Regions from separate parts of the Homo sapiens genome. Here region 2 is linked to region 1. A link is a loop called in an ENCODE intact Hi-C map of the cell type or tissue named here. Cell type or tissue: dorsolateral prefrontal cortex. All regions are shown on one strand. Each heading gives the region's core, and the rest is flanking DNA. Links, peaks and the distances in the headings are about the cores only. Region 1 has its middle 44 kb from the start of TMEM130. Region 2 has its middle 48 kb from the start of NPTX2.

Region 1 (8,328 bases), core at 105-8,104:
AGGTTGCAGTGAGCTGAGATCATGCCACTGCACTCCAGCCTGGGTGACAGAGCGAGACTCCGTCTAGAAAAAAAAAAAAAAATCCATGCCTGCCAGCACATTTCTCAAAGTAGAAAAAGGAAAAACCACCTTCGGGGAGGAGCTCAGAGCTGACTTCTCACTGCCAGCAGATGACACAGCCCTGGACTTGTCTCCTAAAAGGCACAATGACACCTGGCCCCACTGCCTTCTCCTTGACGGGGCCCTGACTGTGGCATGGCACCTCTCAGCCCTCAGCCTGCTCAGTCATTCTGCACAAAGTTTACTTCTCCCAGTAAAGCCAGAATTCCTCTCACTTCAGAAATAAAATGTATACATCTGCTGGTGGCCTCACATCCCTTCTCTGCGTTCTCAGCATGAGGCTCAGGCTTTTTATAATTCATCAAAAAGGCCACACGTAATGAGCTCAGTTCTTACTCTGCAACTGGGACGTCAGCTCACCTTTTAAGAACCCCGCACCCAGCCAAGGCCCCTTAGATCTTGTCCTAAAGCTGGGGATGAGTCACCTGTGAATCAGGCAGCAGGCTGAGCCAGCACTGCTCTCCAGGGGCCGCCTTCCCTTCCAAAGGACTAGCCTGTGTAAGGGGCCAGGCTGGGGGCTTCCCTACCTTCCTTCATTCGTTCATTGAACAAGAGTTTATTGGCCGGGTGTGGTGTCTCATGCCTGTAATCCCAGCACTTTGGGAGGCCGAGGCGGGCAGATCACCTGAGGTCAGGAGTTCAAGACCAGCCTGGCCAACATCACAAAAATATGTCTCTACTAAAAATACAAAAATAAGCCAGGTGTGGTGGTGGGCGGCTGTAATCCCAGCTAGTCAAGAGGCTGAGGCACAAGAATCGCTTGAACCCGGGAGGCAGAGATTGCAGTGAACCGAGATTGCACCACTGCACTCCTGCCTGTGCGACGGAATGAGGCTCCGTTAAAAAAAAAAAGAGTGCATTGAGTGCCTGCTGTATGGCAGGCCCTGGACTGGAACCTTTCCTAGATGCTCTTTTGCATAATCCCCCTCCTGACAATACTAGAAGGAAGGTGCTCACATGCCCATTTTGCAGATGTGGACACTGAGGTGCTGAGAGGTTTTAGTATCTTGTTTGAGGTCCCTTGACTTGTGTGTAGTAAAGAATTAACCTTATCCTAGGCCAGGTGCAGTGGCTTACGCCTGGAATCCCAGCATTTTGGGAGGCCAAGGTGGGAGGATTACTTGAGGCCAGGAGTTTGAGACCAGCCTAGGCAACATAGCAAGATATCATCACTACAAAAAAAATTTAAAAATCAGTCAGACATGGTGGTGGACCTGTAGTCCCAGCTACCCAGGAGGCTGAGGCAGGAGGATTGCTTGAGCCCAGGAGTTGGAGGCTGCAGTGAGCTCTGATCACACCACTGTACTCCAGCCTGGGTGACAGAGTGAGACTCCATCTCAAAAAATAAACAATTAATTTAAAAATAAAAATAAAAGATGGCCAGGCACGGTGGCTCACGCCTGTAATCCCAGCACTTTGGGAGGCCGAGGCAGGTGGATCACTTGAGGCCAGGAGTTCGAGACCAACCTGGTCAACAGGGTGAAACCCTGTCTGTACTAAAAATACAAAGATTAGCCGGGCGTGGTCACGGGTGCCTGTAATCCCAGCTACTCAGGAGACTGAGGTGGGAGGATTGCTTAAGCCTGGGAGGTGGAGGCTGCAGTGAGCCAAGATTGCACCACTGCACTCCAACCTGGGTGACAGAGCGAGACTCTGTGTCAAAAATTAATTAATTAATTAAAATAAAAAATAAAAATAAAAAAAGAATTAACTTTATCCAAAGAGTGGTATGGCTTTTACCACCAGCTCCCGGGAGGTGAGCTCTAAGCCCTTAGAACATCCTGTCTGGTAAGAATGTCTTCGTTTACCTGGGGGCCTGGGGCTATGCAATCTAACAACGTACATGACTTATGGTGGAGGCTTTGGGCTACACAGCATCAGCTTGACCTCCAGAGGGGATGGGGATTGTCAGCCACATCAGGCATCAGCCATGTCTATATGACCAAGCCCCAGTAAAAACTGGACACCAAGGCTCAGGTGAGCTGCCCTGGTTAGCAATACTCCATGCACGTCGTCACGCATCATTGTTGGGAATGCTAGCCATGACTCCAAAGGACGGGACAACTGGAAACTCCATGTGCTGAATCCTCCTGGACTCTGCCCCCTGCATCCTTTCCCTGCGCTGATTTTTTTTTTTTTTTTTTTTGAGACAGAGTCTCACTCTGTCGCCCAGGCTGGAGAGCAATGGCGTGATCTCGGCTCACTGCAAGCTCCACCTCCCGGGTTCATGCCTTTCTCCTGCCTCAGCCTCCCGAGTAGCTGGGACTACAGGTGCCCGCCACCATGCCCGGCTAATTTTGTTTTTTTGTATTTTTAGTAGAGACGGGGTTTCACCATGTTAGCCTGGATGGTCTCGATCTCCTGACCTGGTGATCCACCCGCCTCGGCCTCCCAGAATGCTGGGATCACAGGCGTGAGCCACCGTGCCTGGCCTATTTTTAAATTTATTTTATTTTATTTTATTTTTTGAGATGGAGACTCGCTTTGATGTCCAGGCTGGAGTGCAATCTTGGTGTAATCTCGGCTCACTGCAACCTCCGCCTCCCAGGTTCCAGAGATTCTCCTGCCTCAGCCTCCCGAGTAGCTGGGACTACAAGCATGTGCCACCACCATGCCTGGCTGTCTCTTCTAGCTTCTAGTGACTGCTGGCAAATCCTTGTGTTCTTTGGCTTGTTGACCCATTGCTCCAATCCCTGTCTGTCTTGTCATATGGCTTTGTTCTCTGTGCATGTCAGTGTTCTAAGCTCTTCTTCTAAGGACACCTGTCATTGGTCTTAGAGTCTTCCCTAAATCCAAGATAATTTCACCTTGAGATTCTTAACTAATTATACCTGCACAGACCGTTGTATAGTTTGGATGTTTGTCACCTCCAAATCTCATGTTGAAACATGATTCCCCATGTTGAAGGTGGGGCCTGGTGGGAGGTGTTTGGGTCGTGGGAGTGGGTTCCTCATGAATGGCTTGGTGCCCACCCTATGGTCATGAGTGAATTCTTGCTCTATTAATTACTGTGAGATCTGATTGGTAAAAAGAGCCTGGCACCTCCTCCTCACTCTCTTGTTCCCTCTCTCGCCATGTGACCTGGCTGCTCCCACTTTGCCTTCTGCCATGATTGGAGGCTTCCTGAGGTTCTTACAAGAAGCAGACACCAGTGCTGTGCTTGCACAACCCACAGAGCCGTGAGCCAAATAAACCTCTTTTCTTCATAAATGACCCAACCTCAAGTATTCCCATATAGCAAAACAAAATGGACTAATACAGGCCAGGCGTGGTGGCTCATGCCTGTAATCCCAGCACTTTGGGAGGCCGAGGTGGGTGGATCACGAGGTCAGGAGTTCAAGACCAGCCTGGCCAAGATGGTGAACTCCTGTCTCTACTAAAAATACAAAAAACTAGCCGGGTGTGGTGGGGGTGCCTGTAGTCCCAGCTACTTGGGAGGCTGAGGCAGGGAATCCCTTGAACCCAGGAGGCAGGGCTTGCAGTGAGCCGAGTTGGCGCCATCGCACTCCAGCCTGGGTGACAGAGCAAGATTCCATCTCAAAAAAAAAAAAAAAAAAAAAAAAAAAAGTAGGGGGAAGAATGGATTAATACAACCCTGTTTCCAAATAGTTACATTCTGAGATCTGGGTGGACATAAACTTTTGAGAAGGACATTATTTAATTCACTATATAGGTGATTCCCCAAATAAAATCTCTCTTGACTTCTGATTCCAAAGGACCTGAACTAACACAACCCAGTGGGCCAGGTTCCATCCTAGGCACTGGAGCTACAAAGGTGGAGCACCCAGTCATGGCCCCTGCCCCCACAGGACAGAAGACATGGGAGTCAGGCAGGTGCTAAGGGCCAGATCTGGGAGGGAGGGAAGGAGAGAGGGAGGGAGGGAGGTGTGCTCCCCTCCACACAGCTTCCCTGCCTCCCCGCGAGGGGCTCTGGTCCCACCGCTCTTTGGAGCCAGGCCCTGGCTTCAGGGTGTACGTGCTCAGGAGGCTGCCGTGTTGATGAAAATACCACGGAGACGTCTGCAGGGTTCTTCCTCTTGCTGCTTCTCCTGTGCCCGAAATAAATGAAAAAGAGATGTTCCTGGCAGGGTCTGCGGAGAAGCTTCGTGGCAGGAATGAAAATTGGCCGCAGCATCCAAGAAATCCTCGAACGGCAAAGGGATTTCTAGGACAACACACCTCTAGGAACAGAGGATGTCGGTGGTGAGAGCTGGAGGCGGAGGCAGGCCTGCCGCCCCAGGTGTCTGCGTGTCTGCGGTCGCACCGTGGTGTGCACACCTACACAGGTGTGCGTACCTGCTGGCCGTGTGCAAGCACGGGGGCGAGTTTGGGGAACCCAGCTGAAATCACAGCACAGACTTTCTCCCACCATTGGCCCATCTGCCAGCCTCTTCCTCACCCTCAAGCCTGCCGGCCATCTGGGGTCACCTTGTCCTGCCACATTTCAACAACACTGGGCTTGGTGCCCGTCGGCTCTCCGGGGATTCTCAGCAGGCTGACACGGCTCCAGGCCCATCTGGCACTCAGTTCTGGCTCTCGCTGAATTCTCCATCTGCCCTGCTACAGGGAGTGCCCTGTGCCAGCCGTCCTTCTCGGCCAGACGTCACATCCACAGAGCTTCAGGGACTCAACGCTGCCTGTAGGCGGCTTTTTCCGGGCTCCAGCACAGCCCTGGACACCTTTAAACTGAAACAAGGCCACCTGGCCCTGGACGTCCCTCAGCCAATCCTGCCTCTGAGAGCTGTCCCTGACCCCTTCTCCTACCCCCTCAGGACCTGGTCTTAACACTCCACTTTTCATCAGAATGGCCCATCAGGGGGTTGCTAACCCCCTCCCCCACTCCCCACCCCCATCTCTAACGTAATCTTCCCCATCAGCAAGGACTATGCCCCCTTCCAGCCCTGCTCCAGGTGGCCCTCAACTTCCTCCCCTAAGACACTGGATCCCTCCATCCTCCCAGAAACAACCCAGAGGGCCTGGCATAATGGCTCATGCCTATAATCCCAGTGCTTTGGGAGGCCAAGGCAGAAGGATCATTTGAGGCCAAGAGTTCAAGACCAGCCTGGGCAACATAGTGAGACCCTCCCCCACCCATCTCTACAAAAAAGAAAAATAAATGTACCCAGACATCGTTGCATGCACCTGTAGTCCTAGCTACTTGGGAGGCTAAGGCAGGAGGATCCCTTGAGGCTGGGAGGTCAAGGCTGCAGTGAGGTACTGTCTCTAAAAAAATAAAAACGCACAACCTGGAGAGACCTGCTGGCATTTGCCTGTGTGCAAGCCCTGATCTTGAGCCGCAGTGGTGGAAATCCAGGAATCGATGAGCTGGGCATGCTGATCTGAAACTTCTGGTTTTACGGAGGGGAAACTGAGGTCAGAAAGACAATCAGCTTGCCTAAGCCATGTGGTGATCCTGGGGAACAGGAGCTCAGGTCTCCTGAGGTCTTCATTCCAGCCCATGAGTACAGTCCCTCTCAGGCACAAAGCACAGGGGCCCTTAACACCCCAGAATGCTCCGCAGACAGCTCTCTGTTACAGCTGGCGTTACAGACAGGGCCTGTTACCTCCCCTGCCTCCCTCTCCTCCTCTCCAGGTGTACCAGACCTTCGTGAGCAGACCTTAGCACCTTTTTTCTTTTAGAGACAGGGTCTTACTCTGTAGCCCAGGCTGCAGTGCACTGGTGCGATCATAGCTCACTACAGCCTGGAACTCCTGGACTCAAGTGATCCTCCCGCCTCAGCCTCCTTAGTAGGTGGGACTACAGGTGCATGCCACTATGCCCGGCTTTTTTTTTTTTTTTTTTAGACGGAGTCTCACTCTGTTGCCAGGCTGGAGTGCAGTGGCACGACGCTTTCGGCAACCTCTGCCTCCTGCGTTCAAGCGGTTCTCCTGCCTCAGCCTCCTGAGTAGCTGGGACTACAGGCATGCGCCACCATGCCCAGCTAATTTTTGTATTTTTAGTAGAGACCGGGTTTCACCATGTTGGCCAGGATGGTCTCTATCTCTTGACCTCGTGATCCACCCACCTCGGCCTCCCAAAGTGCTGGGACTACAGGTGTGAGCCACCGAGCCCGTCCTCGGCTTATTTTTAAACTTTTTGTAGACATGGGGTCTGACTATGTTGCCCAGTCTGGTCTCAAATTCCTTGCTTGAAGCGATCCTCCTATCTCAGCCTCCGAAAGTGCTGGGATGACAGGCATAAGCCACCATGCATGGCCAGACCCTAGCACCTTTCTGTCTGTCCTCTTCACTCCAGCCCTCTAAGTACCTGATATCCCCATCTTCTCCCCACTGAGGGAGGACATCTTTGCTAAAACTGGTACAGACCATTACAGGCTGAATGTTTGTGTCCAGACATTCAGTAAGTTGAATTCATATGTTGAAGCCTGACCCCTAGTGTGGCTGTATTCGGAGATGAGATCTATAAGGAGGTAATTCAGGTAAATGAGGTCATGAGTGTGGGGTCCTGATCTGATAGGATTGGTGTCCTTATAAAAGGAAGAGGATGCCAGTGCGCCTCTGCACACAGGCACCAAGGAAAGTCGTGTGAGGACATAGCGAGAAGCGGCCCTTGAGCTTGGGAAGTTGAGGCTGCAGTAAGCTATGATTGTGCCTCTGCACTCCAGCCTGGGTGACAGAGCAAGACCCTGTCTCCTAAAAGAAGGGAGAAAGGGGAGGGGAGGAGAGGGAAGGGGAGGGGAGGTGGAAGTGGGGAAGGGAAAGAAAAATCAACCCTAGAAGGGCTGGGCTCAGTGGCTCATGCCTGTAATCCCAGCTCTTTTTCGGGGGCCAAGGTGGATGGATCACTTGAGGTCAGGAGTTCAAGACCAGCCTGGCCAACACGGCAAAACCCCATTTCTACTAAAAATACAAAAAGGCTGGCGTGGTGGCACGTGCCTGTAATCCCAGCTACTCGGGAGGCTAAGGCAGGAGAATCACTTGAACCCAGGAGGCAGAGGTTGCAGTGAGCCAAGATGGTGCCACTGAACTCCAGCCTGGGCAACAAGAGCAAGACTCTGTCTCAAAAAAAAAAAAAAAAGAAATCAGTCTTAGCAGAACCTTGATCTTGGATGTCCAGCCTCCAGAACTGTGAGAAGATAAGTGTCTGCCTTTTTTTTTTTTTTTTTTTGATATGGAGTCTATTTCTATCACCCAGGCTGGAGTGCAGTGGTGCAATCGCAGCTCACTGCAACCTCCGCCTCCCAGGTTCAAGCAATTCTCCTGCCTCAGCCTCCCGCGTAGCTGGGATTGCAGGCGCCCACCACCACACCCAGCTGATTTTTGTGTTTTTAGTAGAGATGAGCTTTCACTGTGTTGGCCAGGCTGGTCTCAAACTTCTGAACTTGTGATCCACCCGCCTTGGCCTCCCAAAATGCCGGGGATTACAAGCGTGAGCCACCACACCCGGCCAAGTGTTTGCTTTTTAAGCTGCCCAGTCTATGGTATTTTGTTACGGCAGTTCCTGCACACTAAGACAAGGATTGAAACATTTACAGATTCAATGATATCAAGTCTGGGAGATGCTGCAAAACTCACAGGTGGGGAAGTGTGCAGGGTTAGCAAGAAACAGGATTGACCACAAGCTGAAAATTGGCAGGGCAAGTTGGCTCACCCCTGTAATCCCAACACTTTGGGAGGCTGAGTCGGGCGGATCACTTGCGGTCAGGAGTGTGAGACTAGCCTAGCCAACATGGTGAAACCCCATCTCTACTAAAAATACAAAAATCAGCCGAGCATGGTGGTGCACACCTGTAATCCCAGCTACTTGGGAGGGTGAGGCAGGAGAATCGCTTGAACCCGGGAGGCGGAGGTTGCAGTGAGCCGAGATCGCGCCATTGCACTCCAGCCTGGGTGACAGAGCAAGACTCCATCTCAAAAAACAAACAAAAAACAAAAACATGCTGAAAATTGCTGGTGAGTGATAAGGTCACATGGGAGGAGGCCTCTATTTTCCCTCCACGTTTGTGTGTTTGAAATGTTCTCTACTAGAAGGTTTGTAAAAATAGTATAGTGGAATGGGTCATGAAATAGCTTTGGTGGGGTCAGAACCAGCATCTTCTTAAATGAGATAGAATAAAATAGAACCATCTAAGTCCGGTGTGGTGACTCATGCCTGTAATCCCAGAACTTTGGAAGGCCAAGGCAGGAGGATCGTTTGAGGCCAGAAGTTCGAGACCTGCCTGGGCAACATAGCAAGACCCCCCCCAC
Region 2 (8,328 bases), core at 260-8,259, 260 kb before region 1:
GTGAATTGATGTTTCTGCTGTCCTCAGAGGGGGAAGATCTACTTTGGGGGAATTAATTTTTCTCCAGTCTTTGTCTCCAATATATACAGCTGTCCTGCTTCACTACAAAGCACACGGAGGACACAATACAGTTCCATGTGACCAGCCCTTCCTCCCCTCTTTTTTGCTCTGTGGGCAGGACTACAGGACACAGGGTCAAGTGGTTTTACATAATGCAATTAACTCACACAATAGTGCTGGTTTGCAGAGGATTGTTCTCAGAAGAGGGTCTGGAGGCACCAACAAACACAGCGGATGTAGGACCCAGGGCACCAGCACTCAGAGTATGTTGCTGCTTGAATGGCAAGCCCTGCTCAGACGTTCAGACAGTTCCCTGTTTTCCCTGTGTCATGTTCTGGCTTTAGACAATGAGACACATACACAGTGCCCAGGAGAAAATCTGATCCAAATCCACTCTGAAAACTTGTGATTTCAGTGAAGATAGTAAGCAGAGACAAGTAATGAAGGCCTTGCCTTTCTCATGGGGAACTCAGGAGGAGGTTCCTTGGGACCCAGGGGTCCTACCTCATGGCCTCTATGTGTCCAAAGAGTCAAGATCTATTTAACTCCAGCCTCAGTCAGACCTCAAAGGCTGTTCCCAAAAGACCATTCGAAATTCAAGGGATGAACTGGGGATCAGTGTGTAGAACAAGTGAAATTATTCCAATGAAAGATTTAGTGATGTCTGGTTTGCTCCTATCAGTCATATTTCATATAGTTTCTCTGATATCGCATCAGAAGAATACTAAATAGGGAGTTTGGTTGTACAACTTTAATAATGCCAGCCAAAGAAAGGGAATACATTTGAGGATCTATGAGACTCTGGCAAGCAGAATATTTTAATATTTGGCAGTATCTTTGTTCAGCAGCGTAATTAACCCCCTGCTATGGACCTGGCATTATGCTAATTGCTATCAGGGCTGCTATAATGTGAATGTGTCCCCCAAAAAGCATGTGTTGGAAACTTTATTTCCAATGCAACAGTGTTGGCAGGTGGGCCTAATGGGAGGTGTTTAGGTCATGGGGTCTCCACCTTCATTAATGAATTAATGCTGATTATGAAAGTTTTGAGGCTGCAAGTTTGATCTCTTGCTCTCCCTAGCCCTCTCTTTGCTCCTCTGCCATGAGATGACACAGCAAGAAGGCCCTTGCCAGATACCAACCCCTTGATCTTGGACTTCCCAGCCCCCTAGAAGTGTGAGTCAATAAATTTCTGCTCATTATAAATTACCCAATCTCAGGTATTCTGTTGTAGCAGCACAAAATGGACTAAGTCGGGATCTAAACATAACAGGTGCCTGATAAAAGCTCATTGGGTGGATGGTTGGATGGATGGATAGATGGAGAGATAGATGAATGGATGGATGGATAGGTAGATGGATAGATGGATGAATGAGTAAATGACAGGGTGAAGAAGGGGATGTGTGTCATGTCCTCAAGTCATCACGGTGACACTTCATGCCTCCTTTGCATGTTGTAATGGACAGAGCATTCTCATTTACTCCTCTTGTGTACATTCTGTGATTGAGTCCATTACAGCATGTGAACATCTGTCTGTCTGTCCTTCCTCTAACACCAGAGTGAGGCCTAAGGATTTGCTAGTTTCCCTATGAATAGCTTTGCTTTTCTGTGTTTCAGTCCAGTTCCTTTGGCAGAAATGACAACACGGTGTCTGGGGAGAGTTTAGCCCCAAATAGACTTTCTGCCTCAGATAATAGCAGAAGCTTTCATTTCACTTAGTTTATTAGATTTAGCCCTAGGTGGAAGGGTGAGCTACTCCCTACTCCTAGAGGATTTGTACCACACTACAGAAAAATCCCAAGATGACACATAGGGAAGGAAGTCCAGGGCAAAGCAGTGCAGAGACTATGGGCACTTTTCATTTGAGGGAATTGTGCAACCAGGGACAGCTGTTTCCAAAAGTCTTTGCTGAGACACGCTACCAACATCAGAGTTGAAATCCAGGTCGACTAATTAACCTTGGTTCCCATGACAACTAGCAGCGTGCACCCATCTGCCCCCAGGCAAGAAAGCATCTCTACAAGTGGCCTTGGGGAGAGACAAGAGGCAAAGCATCAGGGAGGAATATGAGAGCTGCCACTTCTGCTGTCCTGGCCAGGACTACAGAGGTCCTTTAAGAGGGTGGAGTCCAAACTGCATTCCTTCCACATCATCCTGAATATTGGGAAACGGAGGCCATGAAATTCCCAGAGGAATCCGTTAAGGCATGTCTATTCCCATAGGATCCCTGTACATTCTGGGAGATTCGTAGGTCCCAGGCAGCCGTGACCCTGGCAGGGAGATGGAAAAATTTAGTCTCGGGACGAGAAACCGAGGCTGTGGCCAACCCCATCTAATTATCTTTCACTAACTTTGTGATGTTTGGAGAATGTCACACTGGCTTTGAGAATGTCTCAGTTCTTGGGTCCTGTGTTCCAGAAGAACCTATTAATTGATAGAGGGGCGGGGGAGGGTGGTGTCTTAGCTCCTATTTTATTTATTTATTTATTTATTTATTTATTTATTTATTTTTGAGACGGAGTCTCGCTCTGTCACCCAGGCTGGAGTGCAGTGGCACAATCTCGGCTCACTGCAACCTCTGTTTTGTGGGTTCAAGTGATTCTCCTGCCTCAGCCTCCCGAGTAGCTGGGATCACAAGTGCGTGCCACCACGCCCCCGCTAATTTTTGTATTTTTTGGTAGAGACAGGTTTCCCTATGTTGGCCAGGCTGGTCTTGAACTCCCGACCTCAGGTGATCCACCCACCTTGGCCTCCAAAGTGCTGGGATTACAGGTGTGAGCCACCGCACCCGGCCCTTAGCTCCTATTTAAATGTATATATATATTTAGGTTAGTTAATTTCAGAGATGGCAAAACAAAAAGAAAATGTGTGTGCATCGGAGGGAACCTTTGATCCACAGCCACCGGCCTGTGCTTGGAGACATTTCTGGCTCGTCTTCAAAATTCTGTGCTAATTGACATTTGTCTTTTTCTCTGTGAAGCCCGCCATCCCCAGGTCATTAGGACATTGGGTCTGGGCTGTAGTTTCTCTCCCATCAGGGCCAGACACTGCAGCAATTATCATAAAAGACAGTCGGATAAGGAACTTGCTTTGTAGGCTTAACTAAATTATTAGACTCCTCTTGTGACCAGAAAGACTCTCCTTTTATTTGGCACTGAAAAGTTCTCAGGCATGTGTCTGCACAGAACAAAAGGCGCCTAGACATCTTTATTTCTGCCCAACTCCTTTCCCTACCCCAAAACGCTATCTAGAAGTAAAAGATGACACATGCATTACAGAAACAAAATGACTCCCCTGACAATGGGAGCCGCAGTCTGGAAGATACATCTGAAAAGAGTAGTGAGAGGACCTTATTTTTCTGATTCTATGTTGTCTGAGGAAGCTTTTTGTTTGTTTGTTTTGTTTTTGAGACAGGGTCTTGCTCTGTTGCCCAGGCTGGAGTGCAGTAGCATGATCAGGAATCACTGCAGCCTCAAACTCCTGGGCTCAAGCGATCCTCCCACTTCAGCCTCCTGAGTAGCTAGGATTACAGGTAATGTGTCACCACACTTGGCTAATTTTTGTTTCTTTAGAGATGGGGTCTCTCTATGTTGCCCAGGCTGGTCTTGAACCCCTGGCTTCAAGCAATCCTCCTGCCTTGGCCTCCCAAAGTGCTGGGATTACAGGTGTGGGCCACTACTTCTTGTCCTGGGGAAGCAATTTTTAAGAAATGTCCCATCTTGATGCAGTGTAAGGTTTTGAAATATTTGCCCCCAATTACCGCAGTGGTGGGCAGGATGTGGAATAATTTGGAAATAAGGAAAAACTTCAGGAAAGGTGGAGGGGAAGTACTCGTGGCATAAAGTTAGGGGCACAAGTCCCAGGCAGCAAAGCTAATGGGGCTTAATTAGTGGCCAGAGCTGGATCCAGAGCCGTGTCCCTGGCAGGCAGCCAGAACACAGCCTCACTTAAGGCCCGGGAATCCCTCCCTGCCTCATGAAGCTGAGTCTCTGGTCTCTGATCATGGCTTACTCCTCCCAGATGACGGCAGCATTGACGGTGAGTGTGTGTGCCCCTCAGCTCACAGCCAGGACGAGCCTATTAAAAATGCCCCTGCAGACCCCAGGGGCCACCCATTAACCTCAGAAACAAGGAGAAATAGGGGCTGGGTGCGGTGACTCACGCCTGTAATCCCTGCACTTTGGGAGGCTGAGGTGGGCAGATCATGAGGTCAGGAGGTCGAGACCAGCCTGGCCAACATGGTGAAATGCTGTCTCTACTAAAAATACAAAAATTAGCCGGGAGTGGTGGTGGGCACCTGTAATCCCAGCTACTTGGGAGGCTGAGGCAGGAGAATTGCTTGAAACCGGAAGGTGGAGGTCACAGTGAACCGAGATCACGCCATTGCATTCCAGCCTGGGCGAAAGAGCGAAACCCGGTCTCCAAAAAAAAGAAAAAAAAGAAAAAAGAAAAGAAAGAAAGAGAAAAAAAAAAAGAAACAAGGAGAAAGAAAATCCGTGGCAGCAGGATGGATCTCTGTCTTCCTGTTAGTGTTTTGGAGACGAGGAGGGTAGCTTTTTGTGTGTGTGTGTGTATTGAATGTCTGGCAGAAACTGAGTAATAGCTGAACAGAACAGTCAGGGATTCAAGTGCTCACTTCTGAATGGTTCTCAGGCAACAGGCACAGTGCCTGCTCCCAGAAACGGCTCTCTCTGCAAAGACGAACAGAACACAATGGCCTCCTTGTGTGACATGCTAAATTCGAGCCCCATACGGAGCCGGGAGCAGAAGTCGCAGAAGCACATCGGGTGGGACAGAGGGGCTCCTCTAGGAATTATCTGGTCGGGGCATGAGCAGGTGGCTGGACTTCTGGCCCCTTTATGGCCAGAAGACCAATTCTTGGCTGGTCTCTAAGCAAACAAAGGGAGCAGCACCTTGTCAGCGGATGTGATTTTTGTGACATCTGTTCCGCAGCCCCCATCAATTCACACCCAGCGTCTGCGTGACTCATGTCCTTGAATTAGCCATTGTTGGGCCCGAGGGAGGCGAACGGGAAAACCGAACGGAAGAAAGGTTTGGGGAAGGGAACGTTCTGTTCTGTCCTCCAACGATAAGCGCCTGTTTGGCAGCGTCATGGCAGGGACAATGCAGAGATGGCCTTGAAAATTCTCAGGCTGTCGGTCAGGCTGAGGGGCAAAGAAAAGTCACAGGCAGCTGACAGTGGGAAGAGCAGAGCAAGGATTCATTCATTCATTCATTCATTCATTCATTCGTCAGTGGTTTATCAGCTTCTCTCTGTGACAAGCACCCTCCTAGGCACAGTAGGTGCCCTGGTGATCAAGACAACCACCCCTCTCTTGGAGCTGAAGCTTCATGGGGAGAGAGACGTTGAAAATTGGTGCTGAAATCACCAGCCTTTGTGCAAAGCCAATATTCAACCCCACATAGGTGTTTGAGAGAGTCAGAAAAATTCCATCATAGGGGCCGCATGGCCTGTCTCACATGTGTAATCCTAGTGCTTTGGGAGGCCAAAGGGGGAGAGTTACTTGAGGCCAGGAGTTTGAGACCAGGCTGGACAACAGAGCAAGACCCTGTCTCTACATAAATTTTTTTAAAAAATTAGCCAGGCGTGATGGTGTGTGCCTGTAGTCCCCGTGGCTCAGGAGGCTGAGGAAGGAGGATCGCTTGAGCCCAGGAGGTGGAGGCTGCAGTGAGCTATGATTGCACCACTGCACTCCAGCCTGGGCAATAGAGCTAGACCCTGTCTCTAAAATAATACAAATAAACTAAAAATAAATTTCAAGATGAATAATATATGGTTCCTGCCCTGGAGGAGTAACACTCCCATGAAGCAGCTACCTGGGGGTCTCAGCAAGGCATCCTGAAAGAACAGGGCAGTAAGGAAAGGGACTCCCCTTGCAGAGTTGAATTATGGACTTGAGATGCCCTGCATCAGAGCGGAGTAGGCAAAGTCACTTTAAAGAGAGAGTCCTCAGTCAGCAGGACTATAATTGGATTTAATGTATAACTTATATAAAGAAAGATTGTGTTGAGAGGAAAGAAAGTCATTGGACAGGACCCCTCCCCCACCTCTCCCAGCTCTGTCTGGGGAGAGTTGGCACCCTGGTCCAACCCCAACAGCAGGCACATTTGCATGGCGCAGAGACACTTCCAGGCTAGCTGCGGTGGGCAGGTTGCATTATTTGCATACAATTCTTCCTTCCTTCCCTGCCCTCGTCATGGTTTCCCTTGGTATGGGCTTGCTTTAGCCAATGGAAGGTTAGCGGATGTAACCTAAGCAGGGGCTTGACATCTGCAGGTTTAAACATATGAGCTTCATTGGCCTTATGGTGGGCTCGCAAGGAGGGGTTGATACTCCAAGAACCAAGGCCTCTGCCTGGCTCTGCTTGGCTTCTGGATGTTCAAGCTGCATCCAGAGAAACAAATCCACTCATTCATGGCCTGAAAAAAAACATTTTCTGGCTAACTCTTCTGTTTGGGCCCTGGAGGGACCGTGATGAACAAGACAGACCATTCCCCGAGGTGGATCTGCACCCGCAATGAAGGAAGAACTCTGGGGCTGTGAGTTGGGCAAGGGAGCGTATTCGTCTGCCCAGGGCTGTGGCTGAAAAGAGGCTGAATCTCTTTGAGTCATACGGCTTAAACTTTCTGCAAATGGGTACTCTCTGCATGACAAGGTCAGGAGGGAAGGGACATGTGCGGCCACCCAGGCCTGTCCGATGGAAGTCCTGGCCTGTACCCCACTCCACTTCCAACAGCACCTCCATCCCACTCTGCCCTTTCAAAGCCTTGAAGCCCATTTTAACGAAGTTCCTTGTACATCAACGTGTCACAATGCTATGTACCTGGGGACAGATGCGGATGTGGCTTGCCCTGTTTGTAAGGCCACCAAGAGGGCTACTCCATTCAGACAGCCCGGCAAAAAGACAGTGCCCTTCCCACTGGTGACCCAAGAGGCATGATTTGGTAGGATAAGCACTTTACAAATTTTTGCAAGATGACAACCCACAGTGAACTCATTGCTCCTGCTGGGATAGGAACAAAAATGTGTTCAATAAATAAAAGCTGATTTTCCCAAACACTGTCTTGAAGACAGTGGTTTAATCGGTGGCAGCTGCTCCACACCTCCAGGCTGAACTGTCCCGTTTCGAGTCATTTCCTGTCCAGAATGCCACAGTGTCTGTGCTCGAAGGACTTGGGGTCACTATACCAACGGCTCACAGCTTCTCAATTGTGTGAAACCCAAAACAAAACAAAACAATAGAGCTTGTTTTGTCTGTTTTCCTAATGGAGATATAATCTACCTAAAGTCAGATTCACCCATTTTAATGCATTGCTCTACGAGTTCTAACAAGGATGTAGAGTCGTGTAACCATTTGAGCAACTCAAAATATTCCCACAAGCCCCTGAAATAGTCAACCTCCCTACCCATCTCCTGCCTCTGACATCCCTGATCTATTTTCTGTCCCCCCTCTTTTTTTTTTTTTTTTTTTTTTTTGAGATGGAGTCTTGCTCTGTCACCCAGGTTGGAGTACAGTGGTGCGATCTCGGCTCACTGCAATCTCTGCCTCCCGGGTTCAAGCGATTCTTCTTTCTGCCTCAGCCTCCCAAGTAGCTGGGATTATAGGCGCCCGCCACCACACCCAGCTAATTTTTGTATTTTTAGTAGAGATGGAGTTTCACCATGTTGGCCAGGCTGGTCTCCAACTCCTGACTTCAGGCGATCCACCCTCTTCGGCCTCCCAAAGTGCTGGGATTACAGGCATGAGTCACTGTGCCCGGCTGTTTTCTGTCCTTTCCCAGAATATCATATAAGTGGAATCATATAATGTGTGGCCTTTCCACGTTGACTTCTTTTGGTTAAATTAACTGTTACCATGCCTGTGAACGGTCCATTTCTTTTTATTGTCTGGTCGTATTCCACGGTATACATATACCACACTATGTTAATCCCTTCCCCAGTTGAAGGACACTTGGATGGTTTCTGGTATCTTTTGGTGATTATGAATAAAGCAGTCATAAATATTCATGTTCAAGTTTTATGTGAACATAAGTTTTCATTTCTCTCAGGTAAATACCTAGGAGTGGGATTTGCAGGTCATGTGGTAAAGATGGATTTAATGTTATAAGAAATTGCCAAGGCCGGGCATGGGGGCTCACATCTGTAATCCCAGCACTTCAGGAGGTGAAGGTGGGCAGATCACTTGAGGTCAGGAGTTCAAGACTAGCCTGAACAACATGGTGAAACCCTGTCTCTACTGAAAATAC

The links. Hi-C counts contacts between places; a loop is a spot of excess contacts. Peaks named below come from ENCODE experiments on the same cell type or tissue, not always from the same donor. Only the 100,000 strongest peaks of a DNase experiment are listed, where the experiment ranks them.
Region 2: it touches region 1 in a loop (3.0-fold over the local background); 2 of 110 quality-filtered maps call a loop at or near these places.

The regions. Positions count from the first base shown.
Region 1 is chr7:98,822,291-98,830,618 of GRCh38, forward strand. No RefSeq gene overlaps it. Among named protein-coding and RNA genes, the nearest start is that of TMEM130, 44 kb to the right of the region's middle. RefSeq lists an enhancer at 3,852-4,427. In dorsolateral prefrontal cortex, for the core only: a CTCF peak has its summit at 4,642; DNase peaks (open chromatin) are centred at 4,310 and 4,651.
Region 2 is chr7:98,565,067-98,573,394 of GRCh38, forward strand. No RefSeq gene overlaps it. Among named protein-coding and RNA genes, the nearest start is that of NPTX2, 48 kb to the right of the region's middle. In dorsolateral prefrontal cortex, for the core only: no CTCF peak of the experiment used is centred there; DNase peaks (open chromatin) are centred at 4,003, 4,745 and 5,075; H3K4me3 peaks cover 932 bases; H3K27ac peaks cover 3,549 bases.